Linked DNA regions of Homo sapiens: regions 1, 2 and 3 are each linked to region 4. The links are chromatin loops, found by intact Hi-C in ENCODE. Cell type or tissue: CD4-positive, alpha-beta T cell. All regions are shown on one strand. Region 1 overlaps PCSK5 (proprotein convertase subtilisin/kexin type 5). Region 2 overlaps PCSK5 (proprotein convertase subtilisin/kexin type 5). Region 3 overlaps PCSK5 (proprotein convertase subtilisin/kexin type 5). Region 4 overlaps PCSK5 (proprotein convertase subtilisin/kexin type 5).

Region 1 (8,000 bases), 61 kb after region 4:
TTCTCCTTTTTTTCCCTTTAAAATGAGATTCCCTGAAGCCGTTGTCCCACCTTGCCATCCTCCAACTTTCTTTTTCCATTATCTCTTGAAGGCACTGCTTCAGGACTCCACCCCAGCAATCCACTGAAGCTGCTTTTTGACAAGGTCACAGTGACCCTGTATACAAAACCCCATGCTTCTCTGAGCTCTCATCTAACTTGTCTTTTTAAAAGGCTTCGCTGGTTTTCCCTATATACAATATGACACACACGCACTCCAGCCCTTCAGAATCCCTTCTTTGTAATTATTATACCTCCTTCTATTGATTATTTCTACTGATCTCATTGTCTCTTCGATGCTTGTACCCAAGTACCCACAATAGTATCTGGCACTCAGCAGGGGTTTAGTGAAGAAAGGATGAATGAGTGAATGAATTTATAAATGACTTCCATGCCAATTTGATGCATGTACTGAGATAATTTACTTAAGGATCACACTGGTATTATTTTTGCTTAATATTCTAGAAATGTTATAAACATACATGGTGTAGTATGGTGGTTAAAGTACCCAGACCCTGGATTTGGAAATATGAATTCCAGTACTTTTGTGTCATGTTCAGGTTAATTAGCCTCTCTGAGGATCAGTTTGTTTCTATATTAAAATGGAGCTAAATGCTAGTAAATGCTTTATAGTAATGTTGTAAGGATTATATGATTAATTCCTGTAAAATATTCAGCAGAGCTCCTGTAACAATGTAAAGTCTCTAAATACGTTATGAATCTTAGTCATTATCACTATTTAAAATGGGCAAAGGTAATAAAAACAAAATACTGACTAATCATGCAAAATACCATAAAATTTTTATTGTTCTAAATCTCATGTTGCTGAGTAACCCTTACAGAAGGTCATTATATAATCTTGAGATTATTATAAAATAATGACCTATGTAAGTGGGAAAAATATCAAAGATAATATTTTCTAAAGTATATGGCATAAACCACTAATTTAATAAAATGATAGGCAAAAGGGGTTGGGGGTAGAGAGGTTTTATTGTCAAGTATACTTAAGAAACACCACTTATTATATGCTCCTTTTGAAGATTTAAAAGCATATTAAGGCTGGGTGTGGTGGCTCTCGCCTGTAATCCCAGCACTTTGGGAGGCTGAGGTGGGCAAATCACCTGAGGTCAGGAGTTTGAAACCAGCTTGGCCAACATGGTGAGACCCTGTCTCTACTAAAAATACAAAAATTAGCTGGGCGTGGTAGCCCACACCTGTAATGCCAGCTACTCAGGAGGCTGAGGCAGGAGAATCACTTGAACCCGGGAGGCAGAGTTTGCAGTGAGTTGAGATTGCGCCATTGCACTCCAGCCTGGGCAACAAGAGCAAAACTCTGTCTCAAAAATAAATAAATAAATAAACAAACAAACAAATAAATAAATAAATAAATACATAAAAGCATATTAAGGGTTCTGAGAAGTCCTGTAGTAAAATGATGCATTTAACCACGGTTCTCAACTTTAACTACATAGAAGCTTTTCTTTTTATTACTTTTTTGAATTGCTTTTAAATTTAACTTCATTTTAAAATTTGCGGAATTAGTTTGTGTAATTCACCTAAAGTCATTAGACCTTTAGAGTCCAAACATTGGAACTAGAAATAATATTAGTGGTTAATTTTATCAACATTTATGTATTCTCTCACTTGTTGATGGCTCTCCCATTCACCCAGTCTCCCTTCCTAACCCCGAGATTTCTTCCATTCCTCATGCTAGTCATCTAGTAAGTCTTGCATGTACTGTTTCCTAAAACCTTAGGAAATCCATCTGCCTTCTTGTCCTCACAGTTAGAAACAAATCTCTCATACAGACTTCTACTATAGCATACTTTCCAAACTTCCCAGCTTGAGCTTCATCTTTCAATTCTGCCTGAATACTGCAGTCAATGAAGTATTTTCATAGGCAAATCTTGTCATTTTTTTTTTCTCTTTAAAACTCATCATTGCTCCTTATGACTGACAAGGAACATCCTAGGCTTCTTAGTAGGGCATATAGGTTCTCTCACAGGTTCTTTGTCAGTTTTGCCAGGGTCTCAGAATTGAAATTTTACATGTCATCTTAGGAAAGGACAGTTTAAAAGTTTCTCTCATTCAGACTTACACAGTTTCATTTACCATGGTGAGCCTTTGGCTTGGCTCCTTGGCATGGCCAGCAAAGTGTTCTCTCAGGAAACATTCTTGGCTTCATCTTCCCAGTCAGTCCTAAATAGGAAAATGATTTTATAAAACAAGTGAGTGAGTTGACAATGCTTCAGCTGTAGATGACCCCAGGGTTTGTGTCAGAATAAGAAGCTAAGACCCTGAAGTTTTCTATGATTGATTCTTTGTTCATTCATTTATTCCTGGTTGCATTGAAGAGGCATTCACTGAGGGGTTATAATATTCCAGGCACTTTTCTAGATGGTGGGGAAAGATGAATAGCACTCAGCCCTTGTCTTTGGGGAGTTCACTGTATAATGATGAATAAATGTTCTAAATGAAGTGCAAGCGAGCTCCGAAAGTCCCTTCAGTTTACACAATCTGGTAAGCTAGAGCAGAGTAAACAGCCCACAATAAGAAGACTTACTGTAGCACAATCTAGTTGCCTTGGAATCATCTTTTTTGCCCCAATTGGATTTTAATACACTTGTTGCAATCGATATTCATCAGCAGGTGTATAATATTGACAGCATTTCACAATTTCCTGACAAGTGTGTTTAATAACATTTTTTAGAAAAAGAGAAAAAAACTTGAAATGGTATCTTTTTCATAGTCAGAAAAGCCTATATTAAGGTTACCAGTATTCCCATTATTATTTTACTCAAATATTTTTTAAGACCGGGCACGGTGGCTCATGCGTGTTATAACAGCACTCTGGGAGGCCAAGGCGGGTGGATCACTTGCAGTCAAGAGTTCGAGACCAGCCTGGCCAACATGGTGAAACTCCATCTCTACTAAAAATACAAAAATTAGTTAGGCATGGTGGTGCACGCCTATAATCCCAGCTGTTCAGGAGGCTAAGGCAGGCGAATCGCTTGAACCCGGGAGGCCAGTGTTGCAGTGAGCTGAAATTGGGCCATTGCACTCCAGCCTGGGCAACAGAAGCGAGATCTCAAAAAAAAAAAAAAAAAAAAAAAGAAGAAGTATTTCTTGAATACCCACTATATGCCAAGCACTGGTTTGGCATTTATCTTAGTCTTTTTTTCTGGAGAAATCATGCAGTTTTTTGTAGATGTTTTAGGAGCATAGCTTATAGGGTTTGCTTTGTCATTTTATCTACAAGTATACTTTGAAGTTCAAGTCATTTTTCTTTGAGTTTCTTCGGCTTTAGTAATACCAATTAAAGCTTTCCAGTGAACTCTAACAGAACAGAGCCATTGTCAAGGATGGTCAAGAAGAGTCAGTGAAATCAGGATCATTGGCCCCTTTATTCTGTTGAAACTGTGTATCTCATCCCATCCTGACTCTATTGTATTTAGGGGTCCAGATGGAAACCAAGACATTTGATAGACATCCATTGGCGTATGTCTGTTTAGTCTCTTAGGAAGACTCTGACCACTATTTTCCCTTCCCATCATCAAATGCCTTTTCAATTCACCAGATTTAAAAACTGATGGATTATGTGGAGTGTTTGCTGAAAGCAAAGATTGCTTGTACATACACACAAGTGAACATACACATATTTCCCCACCCTTAAATTAAAGACATACATTCACCACGAGGGGACAGAAGAGATATAATGAAAGCAGTAGTAATAATCATAATAAACTTAACTAATTCCATCCAGGAGGGATATGTTTTTATCTGATATACACCCAGCTGTAGCAGGATTAGTACCAGTTTGCTTTTTAATAAATGACAGATTACTGTTAAACTGGTCAGCAAATGTAAAATTTTGGAATGATATATAGCTAGGCGGAAAGAAAAGGGAGCTTATTTAAAAATTGGTTCCACTTAATGAAAATTGACTTTAACTGGGATTTGCTTTAGAAATTCTCCCTCAAGATTTAACTACATCCTGGTGGAATTCTGTGTATTTAGAACATTAACAAAGCTAAGACTTGGTTTGCCGAGTGTACCCAATATAATATCATCCATTTTGGAAACAAAGAAATGTGTGTTTTTCATAAATACATATGTGGTTTCACATTATTTAATTGCACAAAGTTATCTGACATCCAAGTATCAAATTTAGGTTACTATATTAATGTGAATTGTTGTGCATTTTTGTGGAGAGGAACACAAATCTATTCTAACCTTGTGTAGGTGCAAATTTCAAATTTTTATTATCATCTTGTTTTCAGTTTTAGTTTAGAGATCCATTAGTAACTGTGTGGGCAATTTAAATCAACTTCTGCAAATCCTATTTTAAATCCCTCTGTTAGACTATTCTACTCCTAGATTAATCAGTTATCAATAACAGTCCTTTGTTCTTTTGGTTTGGTTCGTTCTGTTTATAGTGACTGCTGGGCTACCTGGGAGGTAAGTGAACTCCTCCTCACAAGAGTGTTCTAGTATGGTATAGTATGGGTGTCCCTGTTAAGGGAAGATTCAAAATCATGTAGGGATTAGATTAGGTCAAGTTGAGGTCTTTACTAATTTTGAATTTCTATGATTCTAAACAGAGATTTGAGAAAGTTGATAGGGAGAACAGACAGATCAGTTTCCTTCAATATAATACAGCAGTAGTCGGAAAAGAAAAACCACTATGTAACAAACAAGGGCCCATGGAACTCAGTTGATAATATCAACTGATTTTAAAGTATATATGGCTTAGATAGCAGGTTTGTTTTTCTGCTTCACCTGAGCTTGCATTCCTCACCTCATGTTTGATGAATACAGTCAAACCTAATATTTAGCTGTGAACATTATTATAACACCTATAGCCAGTTGAGGTGGGCATGGGCATGAGCCTCACAGGAACACTCAGCTTATTGATTTGTAAACTGAGTCTTGGCAAAGTTAGGCAACATGGCCAGTAAGAAAAATGACTGTGGCACTTTCTGCCATCGTGCTCTGTGCGATAGCAGCTCCTGTCGAGTGGGTCAGGTGGGCCCATCTGTTCACACTCAGCTCCTAGTCAACCGTAGCTGAATTGTGGTCACCAAAGTGAACACTACAACAAAGATCTTCTCTGAGTTCCTGGAGAATTGATCATCCAGGCAACTGATTTGGCACACCCCTGAACCCTGCTGTTTGTTCTGTTCTCTTCCTGTTCATCCTTGGATGAGGCCTATAGTGGTATAGAGTCCCTCTCTTGCTCCATTTGGTTACTGTCTAGCTATTTCACCGGAAACAAATTATCAGCGCTTCTCTTTCCCAGAGAAAAGGCTATGATAGGACTTGCTTTACAGAGCTATCGTGAAGGCTGAATAAGATTGCACATATGAAGTATGCAGTCCTGCAATGGGTTTCTTTTAAAAGGAAGGGCCACATTGGATGCATCTTTAAGGACCCAAAAATAGTCACTATAGAGGCTTGTAAATAATGCGAGCCTGATAACAGCTGTAATTTTCTCTAAAGCATAATTTGTTTTAATTAAGACAGGATTGTGTTCATGGGTAGGAAATGGAGAGGGCTGATCTTCTCTATTTCAGAAATGTTAGGAGTTACTCCGTGTAAGATCAAGTATTATTACTTCATGTAGTAGAGGCGTGTGACAGTTCAGGCCCCATGCTGGGCTCTAGATGAGGGTAGTTTACCCTTGCAGACTTGAGCTGGCACTTGGAACCACTTCACAGTGAGAGATTTCATAATCTAGAGCTAACTTAGAGAAGAGTATGAACTTTCCATTATTGCTGGAATATCCCTCTATCCTCCTTTCCAAGTGCCTGTCCAAATATTTACAGTAAGTTCCTTTCATACCTCTGTCAATAATAAATGTTTTTATTCTCTATGAAAGGAATTTTTCAAATTTTACCCCTTCCATATACATTTAAAGGTGATACACATTTCTGAGCAGTTTCAACATTGGTAATCAATGTTAATATTAGAAATGTCCTTCTTAATTTCATAAACCTGGCCCTCCTGAAAGTCTGAGCATGGTTTTGCCTTTGCTCTGGGATGAACCAAGTTGTAAAAACTTTTGGCAGGTGTGAGAATAGCTTTTCTTCTCCCAAAAATGGCAATGCTGGGATGGTGGATGTACCCAGAACAGCTGTGTTGGTGCTAGTAATTGATTGTGGTTATTTCAGAGAGCATATGAAATATACATTTATTTTCTTAGCTGCTTTGAGTGAGGAATTGAGAAACCTAGTCTGCCTGCCCCTCTTTCCAGCCAGTGTGAGATGCCCCCACAAAATGGGAAAACTGTGCAGGGGCTCAAAGCATGGAGGATGTAGGAAGGAGTGACCGGAAGTTAATCACCTGAGTCCTGCTGAGGCCTCTGTGAACAGATGAGATGAGGTCTGAGAAAAAACAGAATTGACCAGTATGAATTGACATCGAGGGACTATTAAAGCAGCTAATTATTTGGGAATTGTTGATTTGGCAAATGAGATAAGGCAGAAGAGAAGGTTGTTTTATTTTGTTTTTTTAATTTTCTCGAATCCACTATTGTTAAGCATGTTTTCCTAAAGAAGTTGTTAAGCATTTTTAGGAACACTTGGTGTCAGTACTAGTCAGGGGAAATCAGCACTGGATGAGGCAAGACTGGGTGCATTCTGGTCCCAGCCTAGCCTCTAACTGGCTCTGGTAACATCATTTCCTTAGTTCCCTTATGTAGAAATGTAAAATTATACTGAATGAAGCTTTTATGTGTCCAACTTTACATAATATCCATAGGACATTATTCAGCTCCAAAATTGTATTATTTGAAGTTCCTGAATATACAGAATATCTAAAGGTTCATCAAAATAGAATTCTTTGTATGAAAGCATATTTATTTCCATTGGTAAACACACCCAGTTTTTATTTCATCACACGTATTCTACTATTCTTTCTCCATGTAAGACTGATTTTCTTCTTCCAGTTATACTGTGAAAATAAACAAAGTAAAAGAAATCTACACAATTGTGATATTGCTGTCAGGAGCCAAGGGTCACACCAACTTGTACACTGTTTTGATAAAGTTAAGAAGCAGTGTTAAGTGTGTAAATCCTCAGTGTCAATCAACCCTTATGAAGAAAGGGCATCTCCGATAAGGAAATTGATTCTACTAAGCCTTTTGTGAGTTGATGTTCTACCAAATTTATATTCTAGCAGATATGGTGGATAAGTAACTCAATTTTTTTCTTTCTATTCACACAATAAACATAAAATTAGCTAATGATAGGGTTGTAGGCAAGTTCTGTATTTGCAGCACTGATTCATTGTCCTTGACACTAGTCTTTGACCACCTTACTCACCATTTCCAAGTGTCACTTTAGAAAACTGACCTGAAGTCCCTAAATTCAGTGCAACGTGCTCTCCATTCATGGACTAGGATATGAACAATATCATGACTAAAAGTAGCTTATAAATGGCACTTAAAATTTTGTCATTTACAGTTGATCCTATAGTCATTATTAGGCTCTCTATTTTTTTGAAAGTGAGGTCGGCTGCATTTGATATGCTCAGGAAGCACAGAAAATGGATTTTCATTTGTGAATGGTAAAATTAATATGATTGCTAATAACTGCATCTGATAACTTCAGTGCATCATTAAAAAGTCAAAAGAACATTAAAAATTTCTTGGTTTAGTGACCTATTGTGTGCACAGAAAATCATAATACGGACTACCTGGTATGGGGCTGAAAAGATAGATTGGTGAGGTTCAGATGTGGAGGAAGAGGAGGGAGTGAAGTCATGTCGCATAAGAAATGGCAAGAAGACAGAAATGAGCAGAAATAGGTTACTATCCACAAAAGCCTTCTTTGCTCCATTTTTCTCACCAGAGAAGTAGAAAATAACTGCATTTGTATTTCCCATCTCTCTCATCAGCCATCTTTTGAGTGGCTAAGTAGCATAGAATGTGAATAATGAAGGTACTCCCATACAGTGTTGTCT
Region 2 (8,000 bases), 140 kb after region 4:
ATGGAGTCCTATAATTAAATATATTTTAAATGTAGTGTTTATGCTTCAGTCATTTCTGTCACTTCCCTACCCAAATGTTCAATGACAGACTATTGACATTTGTAAGGCATCATGGTATATAAATGCATCTGTGGGTTGCAGTAAAAATTACACTTTTGCAGTGAATGTTTTACATTCCAGTAACACCCAACCACGTGAACCTTCTTCCTTCATTCAAAAGAAGGTACAGCCTTTGGAGTTAGACAGAGCTGGGTTTTTCTTGACTTCACTGATATCTGTGTTTCAATTTAGAAAGCCTAATTTCCTCATTTATAAAATAGATGTAATAGTATATACCTCACAGGGTTGGTTGGTACACGTATTAAGATCACGTACAGTTACATACTTAGCACAGTGCCTAGCATAGTAAGCACTTAATAAGTGGTAACTCTTATTTACACAGTGCTTCTCCAAGCACCTGGTACATGACTCTATCAAATGCAGTTGGCTGGGTCCCTCTCCCAAAAAGTCTAATTCTATCAGTCTGCGGTGAGGTCCAAGGATGTGCATTTCTAATAAGCTCCCAGGTGATCCTGAAGCTGCCTGTCCACAGACCACACTTTAAATAGCAAGGATTTAAAAGATCATCCAGCTTTTTCATACACATTCTTATTACTTTTGTGTCATCAAAAGACTTGGGAGCAGTATGCTGCTGGATGCTGTGCAAGGAAATTACAAAGGGGCTTATAATATAAAACAGATATTTCAATAAAAGCCATCTACTCTAAAATGAATTAAATCTTGAGGAAGATTAAGTACTTATGTACCCACAAGAAGGAATGCATTTTGGGGTTGGTGAATGAATTGATAATAGCTTGCATATTGGAAGGTTTTTTACCAAAAAAAAAAAAACTTATCATTTTAGGTATTACAGACCTCTAGAACCAGTTCCTTTCTCCTTCTCAATCTTTCTTAAAGAAGTAATTGAGATTAGGAAAGAGAGAAAAAGCAAATAGTATGTTTTAAATACCCTGTATCAGAAGAAATTATTTAAAACTTACAAAAACCAAACATCTAAAGAAAACCAAAAACTCAACTACAGTGGAGCCAAATGAGTTCTTCAAGCTCTACCTTAAATTGTAATGAATCACTTTAAAAAAATAAAAAATAGAAGAGAGAAAAGAGAAAATTTCCAGGAATATTAGCCTGATGTCTAGTTCTGTAGTGGACATAAATACCATTTGAATAGTAGTGGATGATTCTGAAATTAAGATCCATTTACAATTTTAGAAATAATTATATGATAACACATAGCTGTCAGTATTTATAAAACATCTTGTTATTTAGTTGCCATAACATCACAGAAGAATGCTGTGGCCTTGATACATTCACTAGACTCTTTAAGAGGAAGGGAAATAAAGCTTACAGTAATTATGTAAGTTATTTCCTGAGTTAATTCCTCAAAAGGATATACTACACTTGATGGTCATCTTTTCTACCAGGCTTCATCCAAAGTAATTTATTTGGAAACCACTTGCAGGGATAGGGCTGTGGGGCACCATTTCAATAACTGGATGCATAATTTGTGCCATCGCATGCATATATCATTTCATCGAGCACGTGATTATGAAGTCAACTTTGACAGGACAGAATTTCACTGCAAGAGAAGTGGATAAAGGCATGGAGTTAATGTACTTAGGCTTTCAGCACACTGGCTCTGCTTTATTGACATTTTACCCACACTAATAATGTTGGCATGTGTCTGATCTCTTCACTGTTGGCACAGCGTGGATGTTCACGCTGGGCATTAAGCTTTTTAGTTGATAAAAGAAGATCCCACAATTGGAATCTCCGTAGCAGGTGTCCATGGTTCGACACTTGATTGTCTTAAGCAAGTATGTTCTTTGCAATGCAAAGCAAACCTACAAGCTATATTACCTTTTGTTTTATGCAGAGATGCAGTTTCCTTTAATGTTACAATGGTAGAAAATAAGAAGTAGCTGAAGTATTGAATCCAAGTTAAAACACACAACAATGTGTACTTATAAAGGACGGAATGAAACTAGCAATGTAAAGCCCAGTTAGGTGATACAACAACCATTGGTGCCTGTTTTTTTTTCCCCATCAACTCTTTCAGCAAAATGTGATGGTTGTGTTTGGCTGCATTTTCATTCCTCTCCTCAACTCTTATATTCACATGAAATTAATGAACATTCCAACTCTGAATAATGTGAAGAGACCAGGGGGTGGAAAACTGCTTAGCCACATAGACAGAGCTCATTTATGTTTGGGCTTTGAAACACTTACTTGAATTCTGATTTGTGGATATTTCTTCTTGGCAGTCAGTTTATATTTAATTTTTGTGCCCGATGTGATTTGAAAGTGATTGGTAGCAATGAAATGACTTTCAAAGGTGGACAGGAAAGGGTGGAAGGGAAGAAACGTAGGGTCTGCTAATCCAGCAGTCAAATCATTGACCCATGAGTGATTAAAAGTTGGCTGAGGTTGTGGAAACAAGACTGCCCCTCATGTGATGGCAGCTTCAAGTCTCCTTTGTAGTTTTTGGATGTGAGGCAATGAGCCAAGTGTTCTGTCTAAACTGTTTGGGAACTGCTTTTAAGTTCGGCACTCTTGGAGAGGTATTATGTGACAAGTTATTGCTTCAGTGCCCTCAAATGGCACCATGGCCTCAACGAATTAGAGCTTAAGCTGGAGCTGTGGGACTTAAGGAAGGAAGTGGTTCTAAACTGCTTTTCTGCCTCTAGCCATTTCTATATCAACATATTCCCTTTAACAACATCTCTCTGTTAGAAAGGGCAGTTTGAAAAAGCTCCTCTTCCCCTTCTCTGTTGTCTTCTTGCCCAACATACACATGTTGTGGGTTTTTAGTGAGGGATTCAATGGATGTAAGTTAAGTATATAATGACACAGCCATTTCTTCTTGTCCAAGTCTAGTCTTAAGCCATAAACTTGTGAAATGAGCTGATTGTGGTTGTTCAGTGGATTGTAGAATCTCCATAAAGTGCACCATCCTTTCTCTATTGAGGACCCATTCCAGTGGGAAAATATTCATGTAAAAAGCTACCATCTTCATCCTTGTCACTGTGAGCCAAAGTTGCCAGATCCAACCTGGTTCCTCATTGAAGTGCCACGCTCCTCTATTTCGAGAGGGAACCTTTATAGATCATATACAGATGTTCTAAAAAGAGAGAGAGAATAGGCTTCATGTCCAGGTAAACTTTGAAAATCACTGCCTCCCAGTTAACCCCATTATGGAAATTGATAAAACACATTTGCATATTCTGAAGATCTGAGATGTCCTCTATTAAAGAGTTCTACTCATCTGTGTTTGATTCAGCCTTTCCCAAATTTTTTGACCATGGGAGACCTGAGAATGCTGCCTAATAATTTTCATTTTTCTGTCTTTCAAGGGTTCAGGAACATATAGCAGGTGATTTTCCTGTTTATTGCTTTTCTCTAGGGAATATTGCAAAGTGTTAGCCATTTACCTATCACAATCCAAAATTGTGTTTCTGAACCCTTTAGCTTTAGAATCCTGCTGGCATTTTAGAAAGAGCCTCAGACACACTGATAAAATACGTTTTTAAAAAATCAGAGTTCTAATATATTGTTATAAGAAGACTGAACTAGTTACTTTTATGTTTAGAAGGGCACATTTTCTCTCAATGGGAAGAGGTACAGAGAAGGTCAAATTATAACCACCAGTTTGTCTGGTAAACATGAGATTAAAGCAAAGAGAGTTGATTTGTGTGTTCTGAATAGCCATCAAACTTTAGTTACCATAACGTTTGTTACCATTTGTCCCCATTGAAGGAGAGAAATATCCCAGTAACTGGACATGATTGCCCCTAAGAAAATTTTAGAGATATTTTTCCTCTCTGTTTGCCTCGCTCACTTGCAATATTTTACTCTTTTTTTATTTTTTTCAGTGAAATAATAGATGAACATCATTTTTTAAAGTTCTATACAAAAAGGACTTGCCCCGTCTTTCACTTTCCACTATGTAGGTTTCATCTTTACAGAAAATGTCTTCTGTATCTTTGGGATATTTATTTGGGTAGTCAAGTCTATGCTATATACCTGCATAAGTGATGTGTTTATTTATTTGAGACAGAGTCTCCCTCTGTCATCCAGGCTGGAGTGCAGTGGCATGATCTAGGCTCACTGCAACCTCTGCTTCCTGGGTTCAAGGGATTCTCCTGCCTCAGCCCCCTGAGTAGTGGGACTACAGGTACACCACCATACCCGGCTAATTTTTGTATTTTTAGTAGAGACGGGGTTTCACCATGTTGGCCAGACTGGTCTGAACTCCTGACCTCAGGTGATCTGCCCACCTCAGCCTCTCAAAGTGCTGGGATTACAGGCATGAACCGCTGCACCCACTTATTTCTTAATATGTTAATTTTATACATTATTAATGTCTCTTTATTCTTGAAAGGGAATCTGTTTGTTTTCTTTCCCTTCATACTTCATATCTTTCAGGATTCCATTGCAGGAAACAGAATAATTCTAGCTATTTCAAGCAGGAAGAGATTTTAAACTGCAAATTCGGAGCTTTGGAAATCACTGGAAGGACTGAAAGAGCAGGATCTAGGCTGGGATTTCAGGCATAACTCCCTGAACTGGATAAGATTAGTGGGCAGTCTTTTTATTGAAGCATAATTTACCTACAATGTAAATTCAGTTTTTTATGTGAATAATTCAGTGAGTTTTGACAAATCTGTGTTGCTGTATAGCCACACGCCATTACTTTCAACATATAAAACAATTCTATCACCCTCAAAAATTCCCCATGCCTCTTTTCCTCACTCCTCCCCAGCCCCTGGCAACCACTGATCTGTTTCTTTACGTATAATTTTGCCTTTTCTAGAATATTGTATAAATTGAATCATGCAGTATGTAGTCTTTTGTATCTGGCTTCTTTCACTTAGCATAATGTTTTTTAAATTCATTTATATCATGGTATGTATTAGTAGTTATTACTGGGTAGTTTGTTGTATGGATATACAGTCATCCATTTTCAATCTGTGATTGAATTCACACATGCAGAATCCACAGATACAGAGGGCCGACTGTACCATAATTTGTTTACACATTTACCAGTTGATGGACACTTGAGTTGTTTACAGTTTTGGGGAATTATGAACATTCATATGAAGTTTTTCGTGTGAACATATGTCTTCATTTATCTTGTTTAAATAGGTAGGAGGAGGATTGTTGAGTTTTATGGTGAGTGTGTGTGTAACTTTATAGGAACTGTCAAACTGTTTTCCAGAGCCTCGTATCATTTTGCACTCCTATCAGCAGTATAAGAGAGCCCTAGCTCCTCCACGTCTTCAATACTCTACTGTCAGTCTTGTAGGTAGAGTCTTAACCTGGTTTTCCTGATCCCCAGTGGGTTCTCCCTTCCAGATTTGCTATTACATAGCCAGCCCCAATTCTGTTTCTCTGTGGTAAAACAATGATTTATATATATATGTATATATATATATCTGCAAATTGGTGACATCCAGGATGCAGACCAGCTCTAGTGCCCAGCTGAACTTGCTAATGGATACAAAAAACAGTGTCGATTGTGGTATTAACTAGACCCTCATTGGATTTGAAATATCGCACATAACAATGTTTTGTTCACTTTCAGGCTATTTGATCACTCCATGGAAGGATTCAAAAACTGGGAGTTCATGACCATTCATTGCTGGGGAGAAAGAGCTGCTGGTGACTGGGTCCTTGAAGTTTATGATACTCCCTCTCAGCTAAGGAACTTTAAGACTCCAGGTGAGAACTCCCTTTCTATACATTGTTCTACTGTGTAGAAGAAAATGATGGAGTATATTTTGGCCAGAGTGTTTCACACTCACATATTAGCATCTTTTCTCATGTGGTTCATTTCATGTGTGCTTTGAATTACCTGCATGTATTTCAGTTCTCAAGATTACCATTTGAGAGATAGTAATTTAAGGATAGGAAATAAAGAATACATATAGTATAGAACAAAACATGACAGCTTTTGATTGATGTTTCAGAATACATGATCCACATCTCTAACCAGCTTCCCAGACTTTCTATGTCTGTAAACAAGCCAGCCTGTCCACCGGCACTGAGTTCAATTGCATGATCTCACAAGAAGAGACAGGCTTCCTTAGTTATCTATTTCTTTTTAGTTTTCCCTAAATTTACTTTTCAGTTTAGGCAAGACATTGAGCTCGGCCCATGCCAGCTAATCTGGGTACCACCAAAGAAAATGATGATGATATTCTTCCCTGCATGAGCCCAAGAGCCAAGGAAAAAGAAACCCTTCTTGACATGTAAAACAGAAATTATGATGTTAACAAAGGTCTTTTCAGGTAGGCTCAGTCTGTTTCTGCACACAGCCTATTCCCGTCTTCATGCTAACCTGTAAAGCTTGTTTATAATATAAAATAAGGGAAAGTACAAGGCAACATGGGGTGAGAGACTGTGTTGCCCATTACAGAGCCCTACAGAGTGGCTCAGCAGTGAATGATCTGTTTGATAACTAATTAGCTTCCCACCCATCCATGAACACATCTTTAGCCATCAGATAAAGTCCTCCTTCTCAGTGCTCTGTCCAGTCCTCTTTAGAAGAACCAGGCTTGGGGGAAGTTTTAGGACTGACATCCAGTTCTAGCCCTCTCCAGATTACAGAATAAAGTAACCTAGACATTCTGTAATTGTGGGAGTGTGTAGCATTCAGATACAGCTAGCTGCACAGGGCAAAGGAGGCACACAGCAGAACACAGGGATAAAGGGCACGTTTGCCAGACTTTTGCCTGCCAATCTGAGAAAGTTACTCATTCTGAGAGATCCATTGTTGACTGTACATTTTGGTTATCCCTTCCCTAGTTCTGTAATGAGGTTCATCTTTGTTTGCCACAGTGGTCCCATAATCAGGGAGGTCAAAGCCAGAATGGTGGCCAGGTCACAATGAATCAGGATAAACGTTTTGTTAAAGAGTATCTGTGCCCAGCTCACCTCCAGAATGCAGCCTGAATATAGTGGTAACCAAGTTTTTATCAAGAAAGCAAATGTTTGTCAATAAGGCAGGATTGATAGAGAAAACATGCAGATTATAGCCCAGAGTTTCTAGACCCTTTCACCTCTTCATAATCTACATTAGTTCCCAGGATCTTCCTCTCTCCTTTCTTCCTCTTTGCAGCGCATGCTTATTGCCCTGCCATGAGGTTGCACAGGGTCATGGCACATAGGTGAAACGGAAGCATGGTGACTGGGCTGTGATCCATTAGCAGGCATCACTGCTGGACTCTTACAGGACAAGAGACCCCGGAGAAATAAACACTGTCAAATGTGGCAGTTGTGTACCAAGGAAGGTGCAGACATAAAGAGTATGTTTTTGAGCATTTTAAAGTTATAAAACTAACTAAACGTGACTCTGTTCTTTATTACCACCAGACACCAGAAATTCTACTCTCCATGATAAGCCCAGGCTGCTCCTAAGGGCTACTGGTTAACCATGCATTGCATCTAAGGGTCAGGGGTCACGAATATAAATCCCTCTGCCCTCAAGAAGTTCTGAGTCTATACAGAGCTTACTATGATTATGTGCACTTAAAACTCTACAGTAGCTCAGATAATCTAGAGTTACCTATTTCATAGCAGAGGCATCTCCTTATACTATTTAAATGTTCACATTTAACCCTAGTCACCTCCAGTCATTTTAGAGGTGTTGAGGTGTTCTTTTTACGCCAGACGAGAGATACCCTAATGCTATTACTGGCCTGGAGACTTTAATAGAAACATATAGTCTTTGTGTATCTTTACTTCAACCAACCTTTCATTTCAGGATTAGTTACACCTTTAGTAAGGGACTTTGAGTGTCCTGTTTATGGGTGGGGGGGTGTGTGTGTGTATGTGCATGTGTCTATATCATTGTTTCTGTGGTGTACAGTCCTATGATAGGTTTCTTCCTCTCTGATTAATAAGGGTTACATCAGTAAGCGAATAGAAATTCAGTTGGATCT
Region 3 (8,000 bases), 280 kb after region 4:
GGAAGCACTTTCCTCTGCTACTGTTAAACCATTTGGATTTTCTTAAGTGGTTTCCCCCGGTAGTGCTGGAGAGTCCTAGGAGTAATTTCTGCACATTTATCTTACCTCATATTTCCATCATTGATTAAAACAATGTTATAGCAGGTTCTAATTACATATTCTGCTGATAGTCTAATCTACAGAACACAGACATGGTGAATTAGCTTTGTGTTTGTGACCACATCCTAACAATTTATCACTAGCCTGTCTCTTGATCTTAATTCTAATCCTTGGGGAAAGACTGAAATCCCAGAGTTAGTCACAAACACTGAAAGTCACTCACATGTGAAAAAAAATAAATCGACTTCAGTAGTGGGAAGATACGTTGCCTAATAGTCACTGAACTTTAGAAAACTTCAAAGATGCCATGGAAATCTGATTTTTAGAGAGACTTTATAGATGTGTACAGCTGTCTCACTTAGAAATGAGTACACCATTTTTAGTTATTTAACCTACCAGAACACAGAGTGCAAAAAAACACATGGCACTGGGTAAGTAATTAACTGTTTGGCCAGTAGGACAAAGGAAGCATCTGTATCAGCTTGCCCAGATCGTTATATACTCAGGAGTTCTGGAAGTGGATTGTGAAACCATTGACAGCTTGAAATTAGCTATGGTGGGAGTATTTACACCACAGAAATTGGAAACACTACAAATCAGGTTTTTGGTTTTTCATTTTTCTAGAGACCTGTCTTACCAGCACACCATTATTTTGGCTTCTATCAAATTACTTCAGAATTCAAATTTATTGCTGAAAAATTCTAAAGCCTATGTCTACACCCTCTAGCAGATGCAGGCTTTAGGGCACAGCACACATGAATTCAAATCCCAGCTCTGTGTTTTGCTAGCTGTGTGACCTTCAGTGAGTTACTCATCCTCTCTGAGCCTGTGTCCTTCTCTGTAAAGTGAAAACATGAAACTGCCTCACACAAAGTCATTTTAAGAATGAAATGAGAAAATGTATATAAAGCTCTCAGGACACATATAACACAATAAAGTCTCGTCTACTCCCTAACTATTTGACTCGGTCCAGTTTTAACACTTGAAACACCAGTTTGCTTTGAAAGCAGCATTCCCTGGGTCACAAAAGAAAGCAATATTTGGGGCCATGCGCAGTGGCTCACACATGTAATCCCAGGACTTTGGGAAGCTGAGGTGGGCAGATCACTTGAGGCCAGGATTCAAGACCAACCTGGCCAACATGGTGAAACCCTGTCTCTACTAAAAATACAAAAATTAGCCAGGTGTGGTGGCACGCATCTGTAGTCTCAGCTACTTGGGAGGCTGAGGCATTAGAATCACTTGAACCTGGAAGGTGGAGGTTGCAGTGAGCCGAGATCACACCACTGCACTCCAGCCTGGGCAACAGAGCGCGACTCTCTCAAAAAAAAAAAAAAGAAAGAAAAGAAAGAAAGCCATTTGAGAGGGTATAGAGATAAACAGGGCTCTAAGGGAAATGGCCCTGGAAAAAAAGGCACCAGATAATGGTAAGTCGGGATACCTAATAGGCAGAATCCTGACTTAGCCAAGAATGTATACTCACAAAGATGTTGAGAGCAGCTTTACGATTTTAAAAAGAGAAGGGAACAATCTCAAAAATATAACAAAAGAAAAAAGCTAAATGAATTACCATCCATACAAATAAATATGCAAACCATTGAAAATGATGTTTACAGCTGGGCACGGTGGCTCATGCCTGTAATCCCAGCACTTTGGGAGGCCAAGGCAGGCAGATCACGTCAGTCCAGGAGTTTGAGACCAACCTGGCCAACACGGTGAAACCCCATCTCTACTAAAAATACAAAATACTAGCCAGGCATGGCGGTGCTTGCCTATAGTCCCAGCTACTTGGGAGGCTGAGGCAGGAGAATCGCTTGAACCTGGGAGCCAGAGGCTGCAACAAGCTGAGATGGCGCCACCGCACTCTGGCCTGGGAAACAGAGCAAGACTCCTCGTGGAAAAAAAAAATGATGTTTACAAGGAATGCTAATGACAAGAGAAAATACCTACGAGATTTATAGTGTTAAATGCAGTGTTCAGGGTCAGTCTTATGTGTACAGAAGCTATAAATGATGACACATCTATACATAGATGTAATTATACTCACACACTCAATATGAAGATGAGACATCCATGTACCACAGTATACACAGCAGACATTTCTGGGTGGTGGGTTTATAGGTGAAGTTTATCTTCTTTATCCTTTTTGCATTAAAAAAAAACTAAACACTTTTTTTTTTAATAAAAAAGAAGCTGTGTCCACTGCAAACCTATCTGTGGTGAAGAGCCTGCTGCAGGAGCGACGAAGGTGGAAAGTTCAAATCAAAAGAGGTAACAGGGAAATAGGGAGGCAACAATCACAGCAGCAGAGACTATCTCTGGAGATGGTCTCCGTGGAGAAATCACCCCAAGAAGCTGGGAGGCCAGAAGCAAATGGGGTGCAGAGATGCAGAGGTCATTAGAAAAAGTTGGAGACAGGAGGGGCAATAAACACAACATATCAGTGGGCACTCAGAGGGAAGACTGTGAGAAGTTCCGCAGTGGAGATTTCTGTAACAGATAAGGATATTCGTGACGAGCTAAATGGTCATGGCTGGCAGAGGCTATCAAGAAAAGCCTCTGTCCTTGCAGAACTTTAATAGGCTAAGGAAGCACCTCTGCCTTCCCAGTCACCGCAGCATTGTTTGAAATCACAAAGACTGGAAAAAACTAAGTGGTTACCAGCAGGAGATGAGAGAAATAAAGTCGATGTATTCATACAATAGAATACTATGGAGCCACCAAAAGGAAGAGGTTCTTTCTGTACTGATAAAGAATGATTTCCAAATATATTGCTTGTTTACTTTACAGGCAAGGTGATAAACCGTGTGAATAGATACAGCTTGTATGAAAAAGGGTGGAGAAGGGATTGGGAGAGAGACATCACAGTACATGCCTTTTCTCCATTTTGCACCATGAGTGAATTATGTATTAAATAAAAAATAAATACAATAAATGAACCCCTTGCTTTATATAGTTTAGCTACAGTCATTTCTGAAGAATGGACACTGCACTTTCTGGGTCAAAGTGGTTCTTTTTTTTTTTTTTTTTTTTTTTTGTGGTCCTGTCCAGTCTAGAATTTCCAAAGTTGGAAAAAGAGAAACTATGATCACGGTTAAAATTTACTTGTTGAGATTAAGTCCCCAATCTTTTATGATAAAGAACTCTTGCTGAGGAGGACTTTATGCCCTGCCCAGGCCTAATTGCTAAGTTAACTGCTTGTACAGATCTCCCTCTGGTGGACATATGAAGACATTACAGAATTTTATTTTATTTTTATTTGTTATTATTTTTTAAGGGACAAGGTTTCACCATGTTGTCCAGGCTGGTCTCAAACTCTTGGCTTCAAGCTATCCTCCCACCTTGGCCTCCCAGATTGCTGGGATTATAGACATAAGCCACCGTGCTTGGCTGACATTACAGAATTTCATACCAGGAGTATGCAGTAAAATACCAAATTGCCAGAACGTGAGATACATGTAATTATAAATATGTGCATATTTGTAGATATAGACATTAAAACTTATACAAATATGAGAAAATTGATGAAAACTCATGTCTTTATAAATATATTTTAGTATATACATGATAACATCAAAGGAAAATCAGCCTGAAGCCTGGACATAGAACATTGAAGATTTGCACGGTGTTCACTGTCTGATTAATATTGTTGCCTTATTATTCTTTGAACAACTGCTCTCAGCCATTCAGTGAGCATCTGACTATTAGCAACAGGATTGTTGCTTGCCTTTCGGCTGCCTTCTCTTTGGGGCTGAGTGATACTGCAGTTTTAAAAAGCCCTCGGGGACAGAATCGGTTACTTTGAGAGGCATGCGGAACACCTTTGTGACAATCCTGTGGCCAAGGTGGCTCTGCACAAGGCTAAATTCAGCCCTTAGCAGATGCCCCAGAGAGAATACATCAGTCAATCATCAGCTTTAATTAGTGTATTGGAAAACCAGGGGGCTGGCTGCAGTGGCTCACACCTGTAATCCCAGCGCTTTGGGAGACCAAGGCGGGTGGACCACCTGAGGTCAGGAGTTCAAGACCAGCCCGGGCAAAATGGTGAAACCCCATCTTTACTAAAAATACAAAAATTAGCCAGGCTTGGTGGCAGGCACCTGTAATCCCAGCTACTTGGGAGGCTGAGACCAGAGAATCGCTTGAACCTGGGAGGTGAAGGTTGCAGTGAGCCAAGATTGCACCACTGCACTCCAGCCTAGGTGATGGAGCGAGACTCTGTCTCAAAAAATAAAAGAAAGCCAGGGTAAATTTTTATCTCCAAGCTAGGAAAAAACCAACTACCCAGCCTGGCAGCCTAATCATTTATATCTCCATCTCCACCTGTATTTGCATCTATCCGCATATCTGTGTCTATCCATCCTATCTATGTATGTACCTTTCTATCATCTGTATTTGAATCTAGTTTCATCTATGGCAAGGCTCATCAGCTTTGTATCCATGATTGTCATCACAGAAGCTGAGCAGGCCACCCAGGTATGAAACCAGAGGGAAGGAAGAGGGGAGTAAAACAAGCCTCAGAAAGGGAGTGGAATGGTGGCAGGAGAGAATCAACAGGAAGCTGAAGGAACTACAATTTACTGCGCCCCTATGTTAAGCACTTGACACGTATTATCTCATTTAGTCTTCACAACAATCCTATAAGGGCAGAATTATTTTCTCTCATTTTAGAGACAAGGAAAGTAGGATTCTGAGAGTTTAATTACTGTATCCATGTGCCCCTATGTTAAGCACTTGACACGTATTATCTCATTTAGTCTTCACAACAATCCTATAAGGGCAGAATTATTTTCTCTCATTTTAGAGACAAGGAAAGTAGGATTCTGAGAGTTTAATTACTGTATCCATGTGCCCCTATGTTAAGCACTTGACACGTATTATCTCATTTAGTCTTCACAACAATCCTATAAGGGCAGAATTATTTTCTCTCATTTTAGAGACAAGGAAAGTAGGATTCTGAGAGTTTAATTACTGTATCCATGTGCCCCTATGTTAAGCACTTGACACGTATTATCTCATTTAGTCTTCACAACAATCCTATAAGGGCAGAATTATTTTCTCTCATTTTAGAGACAAGGAAAGTAGGATTCTGAGAGTTTAATTACTGTATCCATGTGCCCCTATGTTAAGCACTTGACACGTATTATCTCATTTAGTCTTCACAACAATCCTATAAGGGCAGAATTATTTTCTCTCATTTTAGAGACAAGGAAAGTAGGATTCTGAGAGTTTAATTACTGTATCCATGTGCCCCTATGTTAAGCACTTGACACGTATTATCTCATTTAGTCTTCACAACAATCCTATAAGGGCAGAATTATTTTCTCTCATTTTAGAGACAAGGAAAGTAGGATTCTGAGAGTTTAATTACTGTATCCATGTGCCCCTATGTTAAGCACTTGACACGTATTATCTCATTTAGTCTTCACAACAATCCTATAAGGGCAGAATTATTTTCTCTCATTTTAGAGACAAGGAAAGTAGGATTCTGAGAGTTTAATTACTGTATCCATGTGCCCCTATGTTAAGCACTTGACACGTATTATCTCATTTAGTCTTCACAACAATCCTATAAGGGCAGAATTATTTTCTCTCATTTTAGAGACAAGGAAAGTAGGATTCTGAGAGTTTAATTACTGTATCCATGTGCCCCTATGTTAAGCACTTGACACGTATTATCTCATTTAGTCTTCACAACAATCCTATAAGGGCAGAATTATTTTCTCTCATTTTAGAGACAAGGAAAGTAGGATTCTGAGAGTTTAATTACTGTATCCATGTGCCCCTATGTTAAGCACTTGACACGTATTATCTCATTTAGTCTTCACAACAATCCTATAAGGGCAGAATTATTTTCTCTCATTTTAGAGACAAGGAAAGTAGGATTCTGAGAGTTTAATTACTGTATCCATGTGCCCCTATGTTAAGCACTTGACACGTATTATCTCATTTAGTCTTCACAACAATCCTATAAGGGCAGAATTATTTTCTCTCATTTTAGAGACAAGGAAAGTAGGATTCTGAGAGTTTAATTACTGTATCCATGTGCCCCTATGTTAAGCACTTGACACGTATTATCTCATTTAGTCTTCACAACAATCCTATAAGGGCAGAATTATTTTCTCTCATTTTAGAGACAAGGAAAGTAGGATTCTGAGAGTTTAATTACTGTATCCATGTGCCCCTATGTTAAGCACTTGACACGTATTATCTCATTTAGTCTTCACAACAATCCTATAAGGGCAGAATTATTTTCTCTCATTTTAGAGACAAGGAAAGTAGGATTCTGAGAGTTTAATTACTGTAGCCATGTGCCCCTATGTTAAGCACTTGACACGTATTATCTCATTTAGTCTTCACAACAATCCTATAAGGGCAGAATTATTTTCTCTCATTTTAGAGACAAGGAAAGTAGGATTCTGAGAGTTTAATTACTGTAGCCATGTGCCCCTATGTTAAGCACTTGACACGTATTATCTCATTTAGTCTTCACAACAATCCTATAAGGGCAGAATTATTTTCTCTCATTTTAGAGACAAGGAAAGTAGGATTCTGAGAGTTTAATTACCGTATCCATGTGCCCCTATGTTAAGCACTTGACACGTATTATCTCATTTAGTCTTCACAACAATCCTATAAGGGCAGAATTATTTTCTCTCATTTTAGAGACAAGGAAAGTAGGATTCTGAGAGTTTAATTACTGTATCCATGTGCCCCTATGTTAAGCACTTGACACGTATTATCTCATTTAGTCTTCACAACAATCCTATAAGGGCAGAATTATTTTCTCTAATTTTAGAGACAAGGAAAGTAGGATTCTGAGAGTTTAATTACTGTATCCATGTGCCCCTATGTTAAGCACTTGACACGTATTATCTCATTTAGTCTTCACAACAATCCTATAAGGGCAGAATTATTTTCTCTCATTTTAGAGACAAGGAAAGTAGGATTCTGAGAGTTTAATTACTGTATCCATGTGCCCCTATGTTAAGCACTTGACACGTATTATCTCATTTAGTCTTCACAACAATCCTATAAGGGCAGAATTATTTTCTCTCATTTTAGAGACAAGGAAAGTAGGATTCTGAGAGTTTAATTACTGTATCCATGTGCCCCTATGTTAAGCACTTGACACGTATTATCTCATTTAGTCTTCACAACAATCCTATAAGGGCAGAATTATTTTCTCTCATTTTAGAGACAAGGAAAGTAGGATTCTGAGAGTTTAATTACCGTATCCATGGTTACCCTACCCTTCGGCGGCATAGCTGGGATCTGAAGGCAGGTGTGACTAGAGCGCCATCTATACCCGGCTGACTCTTAGGATGAGAAGAAAGAAGATGAAAGGCAGGAGAGGAAGGAAGGGAGAAAGGGAGGGAGGAGGTAATAAGGAAAATGGTAAGATGTCAACATTGATTGAGGGTCAGGGTCATTGAAATCCCACATTCTGAGCTAGAACTTCGTTTTCTAATTTTTTCCTGTGTGAGCCATGCTGATTTCTGAGCAATCCCTGAGCTCTAGTCAAGGTCTCCATATGTATTGACTGAGTGATGTCTTGAAGCTGTTCTGTCCTTGAAATTGTCCCATGGAGTTGCTGAGGTGACTTCCTGGGAAAGCCTGCCCATCAAATGCTGTTGGAGGGAAAGGGAGAAGGGAACACTTCCAATGTTTCCTTGGTTAATGGTATATTAACCTGGGACAACCTACTTATAGCCCGACCAACAAGAAAGCCTGTGAGTAGGGGATAATTTTGATGTTTAACAATGATTTGGGACAAACTTAAGATGAGATAAATTTAGGTTGCATAGCACAGTAGCTACTCTAAAGAACACAGTGACCCAAACATTGACCAATAATAAAATCTGATTTTCAAAGAACAAAAACAGAAAAAAAAAAGAAAA
Region 4 (8,000 bases):
AATTTTAAATGATGGTAATCCAGATAAAGTGATTAGTAAAATGCTTGGCCATGTAAGGACCTAGTAAACGGTAGTTATATTTTCACTTAAGGAATATCAATTCTTTTTTTTTTTAACTTCCAACAACTCCTGAACTCCAAATTTTACAAAGAATTTTGAGTATATGTACCCTTTACCTAGTTGATTAGATGTATGTCTTCATTTCTCTGTAAAACAGGTTTTTGGATATTTAATTTTATTTTCTTGTTAATGTTGTATAGTCGGAGATGAAGTCTTATAAGCCACTCTATCAATAATAATGAACAACAGATGTTTTCATTGTTAGCAGATTATTGACAGCATTTAAATTGGCAGTTCATTGGAGACCCTCAGAACTTAGAGAAATTTAAAAAATATAATACCATAAGCCCTCCCACCCATAAACCCTGCCAGCACCTCCCACCTCAGTCTTAAAATAATGATGATGAGAACATAATAAAGGTATTTATTTGGGGTATAAACTGTCTTTCATTGAGCTGTGAGATGTTTATGAAGACCCAAGAGAAGTGGATGCACCCAGAGTGGTTTATAAGCAGAATAGCTCATAACCCTGGTATGGAAAAGGCCATTTCTTGAACTCACAGGACAATGTCTTTAAAATTTCATTCCTAAAAAAGTACAAGCTGATATGGATAAGAAAGTGGAGACCTTGTGATATTGGCTGTTTCTTAAGGATATTTTCCATTTTATGTGTCCAGTGTCATTTCTAAATACCTAATAGACCATCACTGAAGTACAGTGCATTATTCAGAACTGAAAATACCTACATTTACTATAAATATTTATCTTGCATATACTGTGCACGTATGTGGTTTTCAATAGCTTCAAATATGCTGGAAATTTCTGACTGGCCCCTTTGGTGAACACCAGGCTGTGGGCTGCATGTGTGGTAACACAATTCTAGACACTCTTCTTTAGTTCCACCTCTGGCAGAGACCTTCTCACCATGGTTGATGATGTATGAGGGAATCATGGCTAATATGTGTTCCGTTTGCCTCTGGGTGCTGCTGTAACATAGATTCCTGTCAAATAAATAGGGCCTAGTTTAAAGACCATTTCAACTAGGCGGTTAAGGAAATGAACTCATTTTCATCTCTGGTCAGTGTTGGGTGACATCAGTATTTCCCATAGCCTTTGGTCTCTGGATTCTTGAGGTATAGGAAACAACTACATTAGAAACATATTTGGAAGCCTGGGCCACTTGAAATGCATTAAAAGTCGAAGATCCACATTCAGGATTCAGGGTTCTGATTTAAATGCCCTCTCACCTTATTACTCACATTTGCAAAAGACACCCTAGGCTTTAACATTCCTTTTTGTCATCTGTATTTTGGTGGCTTGCTATATTAGATTATCCGTATGAAAGCATCAGTTGGATATTTCTTCTTTTTCACCTCCTACCATAGTGATGTATATAAAGAAAACAAGCAAAAAGGTGGTACAAGAATATTTAATGGTAAAGTCAGATTCAACAGAAGCAGAGGTGGAAGAAAGGAACCTAGTTGCTTCACTTTTAACACGCATGTTTTCCGTAGACGGCTGGTTTTCTTCAATTTTCGTAATTACAATTTCAGGCAGCATCCCTCCACTCCAGGCCGGTTATCCCATTTGTGGGTTACCCATTTCCTGTGCATTTCCTTCCTCCGGCCCACCTCTTGGCCACATTAACATGACTTCATGTCACAATCGATACCGCAGGTGGCCACGGCAGGTTTTGAAAGGAGAATGGAATAAAAACCTGTCAAGGTTGCTTTGTGTTAAATTAAAATATGTGGTGAGGAGAGGCCCAAAAACTCTTGGCCAGAATGAGGCTTCTGAAAAACGGAGGCATTTCAGAAATCTACACTATTTTTTTAATCAATCTTTGTTAACCAAGTGTTTGCTGGCAGTGTATCTTGGAAGAAGTCAGAGCAGTACACATAGTGGAAATAAAGTTGAGAATATGCCCCCATTTTTGGGATATAATTAGCCAATATTTTTGAAATCCTAGGGCAGACTTAGTTTATTGCTTGGTCTTCTAAGGGCTTACAGTCAGGGAGACAAAATTCACACCCAAGATTCAACAGTCAACAACAGTTTGGCACAATTCACTGGGTCGTTGTTGGATTGCATAGAACAGAGAGAGAGGGAGAGACACAGAGAGAGAGAGAAAGTGTGTGTGTGGGTGTGGGTTGGGGGGTGTATTTCTAAGTTCAGAGAAGAGACAAAGACAAGTAGGCTGAAAAAGGCTATGTGTTAAGAGGTAGGTCCATAGCTGGGCCCCAAAAACTGAAGGCACGAGGGAGAGAGAATTCGGGTTAGTAGAGTAGAATAGTAGAGAGTGTGTGTTCAGGGCCTCAGGTGCCAGAAAGAAGTCAGGAAGATGGGGGAAAGATACAAATGTTCATAAAAATGTAGAAGCCCCTGTTCTCTAGGAAATCAATGTTGTCTGTCATAAAAACATGGGTGCACCCTTTCTTAGAATGAATCTTTGAAACTACTCAAATGTATTTATAACACTCAACAAAAGGCAGTCTCATTTGGGGAATAAATTAATTAACAAATTTATTTCGGAGGCATTGGAGGCACCTGTAAGGGATGAGGTTTGGAAAGGAGCTTCTGCTTAGGATGTAGTTGGAATAAAAGCCGAGTTGTGGCCTACAACACCCTGAATGATTTGACCATGCCTCCGCTTCTAACTTTCTGCCTTCTGTGCCATTCTCTCCCTGTTCTCTAAGCTCCAACAATACCCATCCTACCCATCCTCTTTCTCTTTCTTTGATACGCTGAACTCTTTCCTGCCTTACCATCTTTGCATTTGCTGTGTCCTCTACCAGGACACTTGTCCCTAGGCTCTTGGGCAGACCAACTCCTTCTCACATTTCACGTTTGCAGAGACTGGAGTCTTTTTTCTGACCATCTCATCTAAAGTGGTGTACTCAGATCCCTCAGCATTCACCATCATATCACAGTGTTTAAAACACAAAGAGCCTTTAAAACACAGGGAGCTCTCTGAATGGTCTTGTTTATTTGGTGGTTTATCTTCTGTGTCTCGCCTTTAGGACAGGGACCTCATCTGCCTTGCGCACAGCCATACCCTAGCATATAAATTCAAGCCAGGTAACTGAGGAACATATACTTTATAATTTCTTAATTATAGTAGGTACTCAATGACGTGTGTGTTAAGTGAATCCATGGCAGTGAAGTCTCCATTGTATTTAGGGCATATTAAGCTTCTATTCTCTTCCATTCCCGATATGCTGAACTATTTGTTACAAAGCAGGAAGAAAGTAGTGAATAGGGAAAGACCTGGGGTGGCTCGTGTTACTATGGAATTATGTAGCAGCACAGCTCTCCTCTTTTGTTCCTCTCCCGAGTCTTAAGAACCTGGAAAACAACATCACACATCACACAGAGGGATATTTCAAAGAGTCGGACTTTAAAGGAACAATTGTGTGGGTTAGATGAATGCTAGTAAATTATGTCAGGAAAAGCTGCTGCCTTAATTTGTTTTTCAATATGTTTGTATGTTGTAGCCATTGCAGAATGAAATTACTATATATAATGAGCTCAGGTTCCATGTTTTACAGCCTTCCCCTCGAAGCCTTCACACACATTGTCCTGTGTAGGACACCTTTCTGGACTTGGCACTGTTCTTCTTTTCCTTCTCAAAAAAATAGTGCTTGATGAATTTGTCTACTGGCTACAAATTATGGTACAATAGCCATTGTTAATTTAGTGAAAGAAGTGTGGAGAACCTGTTATTTTTTTCTCGCCCATGGGTTTTTCATAGGAGCACACATCTGGCTGCTGTACAGAGAAGCTGCCTGAGTGGTTCGATTTGTAGCTGGATGGGCTTCTAGGCGCGTGGTTGAGAAATTATAAAGTCTATGTTCTTCAGTGACATGGTTTGGATTTATAAATGAAATGCTATGATGCCTATTTGTATGTCATTAAAACATGTTAACAATAAAATGATACATCCATTTTTCTGCTGTTGAGATACACTTTATTTAGTTTATGCTTTTCCAAAAGACTTACGGTATCAGAACAGGACAGAGCTGGTGGCGGAGAGATTTCTGTTTCACTTGCTTTTCCCACATCTTTCCTTCCTGTCTTCCCTTGTTCATGCTGGAGATCTATGTTTTTACACTAGTAGACAATGTGCCAAATTGCTGCTAATTTAATGCATTATCTTAAGAAGTAGAGCCAGGCACAATGGCTCACACTTGTAATCCCAGCACTTTGGGAGGCTGAGGTGGGAGGATCACTTGAGTCCAGGAGTTCAAGACCAGCCTGGGCAACAAAGCAAGACCTTGTTTCTGCAAAAAATTTAAAAGTTAGCTGGGCATGGTGGTGTGCCTTTGTAGTCTCAGCTACTCAGGAGGCTGAGGGAGAAGGATCCCATAAGCCCAGGAGTTTGAGGTTACAGTAAGCTCATCACACTACTACACTCCAGCCTGGGCAGCAGAGAAAAAAAAAAACAAAAGAAAGAAAGAAATAGGTAATTCTTCCATTTCCTCACTATTTAGTAATCTTGCAGCATGCTCTTCTTCTTTCAGCACTGCAGTGACAATACACATCCCTGCCAGTCTGACATGAATATCGAAGGAGCCTGGAAGAGAGGCTACACGGGAAAGAACATTGTGGTCACTATCCTGGATGACGGAATTGAGAGAACCCATCCAGATCTGATGCAAAACTACGTGAGTGTATGCTGTGGTTAGAAGGTCTTTCCTTCTGGGAAACAGAGAAACTCATGTTAGGATTATCAAAAAGGTGGATAGCTACTGAAAAATGTAGCAACGTACAATAGGGTATTGTGTTTTGCTTCTCTCTGGTAAAAGATGAGAATTCTTTGAATACAGGAAGCATGAGATAACCCTTTCAACTTTCCAGTGCCTTTGATGTTCTGACTTACAAAAAGAAAGCAATAAGGTAGCAGAAACTCCGCCACCACACCATCTGCTACCAGCAACATTCGCTGTTCTCAACAATTTATCCAACCAGCCAGGCAGTACTCTTTGTTTCTTTTATGGAGAAAAATGTACTTCGAACTTTTCTCCAGTTATCTGCTGGTCTTTTTCTCTCTCTGCCTCTTCTTTTTTTTAAAGGACAGTAATGATCAGCCTCCCAGTAGTCTGTAGGAATCAATTCCTTTCTTAAGAAGAAACCACAAATTCATTTAGTTCTCATTTGAACAAAACAGTTGAGTTGCTGCATCTAAGTGCACTCAGATAAACTGTCTCTTTACAGAATAGAATTTTCAAGCTAAAAAGGAACTTCAGGTTAGTCTCCTCCTTTGATAGGAGAATAAACTGTAGCCTGAAGACTGAAGTGAGTTATCCATGGTCAGATAGAAGAATAGAAACTATGGCTGCCTGTGCCCCAGCAGAGATGTCTTTCTTGTCACACGCGAAGAGGGTTTTACAGCATGCTGCTGTTCCCCACTGCATACAAATGTATTTGACTAAATACAAATAGCATTCATGTAATTGTGAGTGCCGTCTTTTATGTTTGTCATTTTCTCCTCTTGAGAAAAAAATTCTCCAGAATTATCTGTGCAATTAGCATGATTGGTGCCCTCTCGGTTCTTCTTTATGTTGGACCTGGTGGGTAAGAGAGAAAGCACGTTCGGTAACATGTCAAAGACTTGGGTTCCCTCCAGTCTGGATTTGTTTAATCACTTTTAAAGGCAAACAAGCAAATCCAACTTTGGTTTTGGAGATACTGTTTCTTCATATTGAAATCTTGGCATAGGAAAACTTTATCATTTTGGTTGGTCCTCTGTTTCGGGCCTCTTTTTCCTTATCAGTAAAATTAGTAAGGTACATTAGATACACTCTGAAGCCTTCGTGCTCCAAAGGACACTTAGCAGGTCTGCAGAGCCTCTTTTGCACAAGAAGCAGGAACTTAAACCACCTGTATATACAATGTATATTTTACTTGATTTCCCGAAACATTTCAGGCTCTATGTACTAAAAGTTATTTTCAGAAAGAGGAGCCTTTGATAAAGACAGAAAATCAAGATAGTGTTTACTTTCACGAACATTGAAATTAGGAATAATAATAAAGTATAAGAACATTCAGGCTAGGTGCAGTGGCTCACACCTGTAATTCTAGTGTTTTGGGAGGTTGAGGCAGGAGGATTGCTTGAGCTCAGTAGTTTGAGACCAGCCTGGAAAACAGCAAGACCTCATCTCTAATAAAAGTAAAAAAAATGAGGAGAGAGAGAGAGAGAGAGAGACCAAGCCACTCAACAGACCACCAGAACTGAAAATAAGCCAAATTATACTCCAGAGAAGGGTTCTCAATAACACCACATTATTCCAGGCTAGAAGGAGGAAGCAGCCCATTTTTCATTTGATAGTAAGATGTTGAGTCACCATTTTACCCCGCATCTGTATTCCTATACTATTTATCTACATATGTTTCTTATAGCCACCTAACATAAAGAGAAAGAAACTTCTGCCAAATTGTTGTAGTGACCCCATATCTTTGTGGTCTTAATCTCTTGTATTCCCTCTGAGACTTCTTTTCCCTCCTTATACTCTTGTATCTTTCTTAGGAAATTTAACTGAAAAAGACATAGGGCAGAAATTATGCCCATGTTTGAAGTAAGCATTCATTAAGTACTCAAATAACCAGAAGTGCTATAAAAATGTTCTACTATACTAAAATGAATGCCCCTCAGGAGTTCTAACCAAATTATGAAAAATAGCTCTAACTGAATTTTTAAAATACCAAAATAATTAATTTTAAAAATAGTAAAAAAAAAATAACTGGGTGTGATGGCACCTGCCTGTAGTCTCACCTACTCAGGAGCTGAGGCAGGAAGATTGCTTGAGCATAGGAGATACAGGGTATAGTGAGCCAAGCCGTGATCACACCACTGCCCTCCAGCCTGGGTGACAGAGGAAGACCCTGTTTCAATTAATCAATCAATCAAAGAAAATTGAAAGCATATTAAATTAGGCTGGCTACAGTGACATAAATTTGATCAATTGTAACTAGTAATTTTTTTTCAGTAATGCAGGTATTTTTCACAATCAGTTTTAAAAGCAAACAAGCAAATCCAACTTTGGTTCTGGAGATACTGTTTCCTCATTTTGAAATCTTAGTGTAGGAAAACTGTTCATTATTTTGGTTGGTCCAAAAGCCAATGGTTATTAGTAGAATGTCTAAATTATGGACTCCTTTATAGTAGATACAATACCTGGAACCAGACGAGGGTTGTCTAATAGCGGTCCCAAGATACCTGACATAATAAAGATCGAATATTGATTTTTAATTGGCTTGCCAATGATATGTGAATGATTTTTGTCTTCTGAAATCTATATATTATGATAAGGAAGTTGCAAGCTGAAGAAATCAAGTAAGGAGTAGGGAGAGAGTCTATGGAGAATAAATCACTTTGTGCCTAGGTAGTCAAGGTGTACCTCAGAGAAAAGGTAATAATGAGGATGTCTTTGAAAGATATACGTTTCATGAATTGGGTCATTCTAGGTATGAGGGGAAAAAGTGCTGGCAAGAATGAACCAGGCACTTGTTTGGTCTGTGTAGAGTTCTTCTTCACCTTAAGGGGGAAAAATATGGCACTAATTATCACTGAATGAGCACTGCCTCCCTAAGGCATCCTGACACCACTGAACCGTGAGGTGAGCGTATTAGTTAACCTAATTACTTTCTGGCAGAAATGTATTTAAAAATGCATGAGCCTGTGGGTCATTGGCTAATTAATGAATGTCCATTTCCTTTCCCTTGCTCTCTCCTCTGTGGCCATAGGATGCTCTGGCAAGTTGCGACGTGAATGGGAATGACTTGGACCCAATGCCTCGTTATGATGCAAGCAACGAGAACAAGTAAGGCCCAAGTGAGGGGTGGCTGGCATGTGGCTGGCAAGGAGCTTTGTTTTCTGCTCATACTGAGGGAAGTATTTTCTTCAAAATCCTTGATAACATATGATTGCTAATTTGCTCCAA

What was found. Peaks named below come from ENCODE experiments on the same cell type or tissue, not always from the same donor. Only the 100,000 strongest peaks of a DNase experiment are listed, where the experiment ranks them.
Region 1: it touches region 4 in a loop (2.1-fold over the local background); 7 of 110 quality-filtered maps call a loop at or near these places.
Region 2: a loop joins it to region 4, with 3 times the contacts of the local background. A loop is called at or near these places in 5 of 110 quality-filtered maps.
Region 3: a loop joins it to region 4, with 4 times the contacts of the local background. A loop is called at or near these places in 5 of 110 quality-filtered maps.

What each region holds. Positions count from the first base shown.
Region 1 is chr9:76,080,077-76,088,076 of GRCh38, forward strand. The region is part of intron 7 of PCSK5 (proprotein convertase subtilisin/kexin type 5); the gene reads left to right. Among named protein-coding and RNA genes, the nearest start is that of PCSK5, 190 kb to the left of the region's middle. In CD4-positive, alpha-beta T cell, no CTCF peak of the experiment used is centred here; no DNase peak of the experiment used is centred here.
Region 2 is chr9:76,164,063-76,172,062 of GRCh38, forward strand. PCSK5 (proprotein convertase subtilisin/kexin type 5) reads left to right here. Exons shown (of 38, transcript NM_001372043.1): 13 at 5,642-5,778. Among named protein-coding and RNA genes, the nearest start is that of RFK, 230 kb to the right of the region's middle. In CD4-positive, alpha-beta T cell, no CTCF peak of the experiment used is centred here; no DNase peak of the experiment used is centred here.
Region 3 is chr9:76,299,848-76,307,847 of GRCh38, forward strand. PCSK5 (proprotein convertase subtilisin/kexin type 5) reads left to right here. Exons shown (of 38, transcript NM_001372043.1): 28 at 2,290-2,370. Among named protein-coding and RNA genes, the nearest start is that of RFK, 91 kb to the right of the region's middle. In CD4-positive, alpha-beta T cell, CTCF peaks have their summits at 3,267 (motif pointing left) and 3,466; a DNase peak (open chromatin) is centred at 3,294; H3K27me3 peaks cover 498 bases.
Region 4 is chr9:76,019,158-76,027,157 of GRCh38, forward strand. It overlaps PCSK5 (proprotein convertase subtilisin/kexin type 5), which reads left to right. Exons shown (of 38, transcript NM_001372043.1): 4 at 4,581-4,724; 5 at 7,804-7,880. Among named protein-coding and RNA genes, the nearest start is that of PCSK5, 130 kb to the left of the region's middle. RefSeq lists an enhancer at 4,300-5,499. In CD4-positive, alpha-beta T cell, no CTCF peak of the experiment used is centred here; a DNase peak (open chromatin) is centred at 4,954; H3K4me3 peaks cover 881 bases; H3K27ac peaks cover 3,016 bases.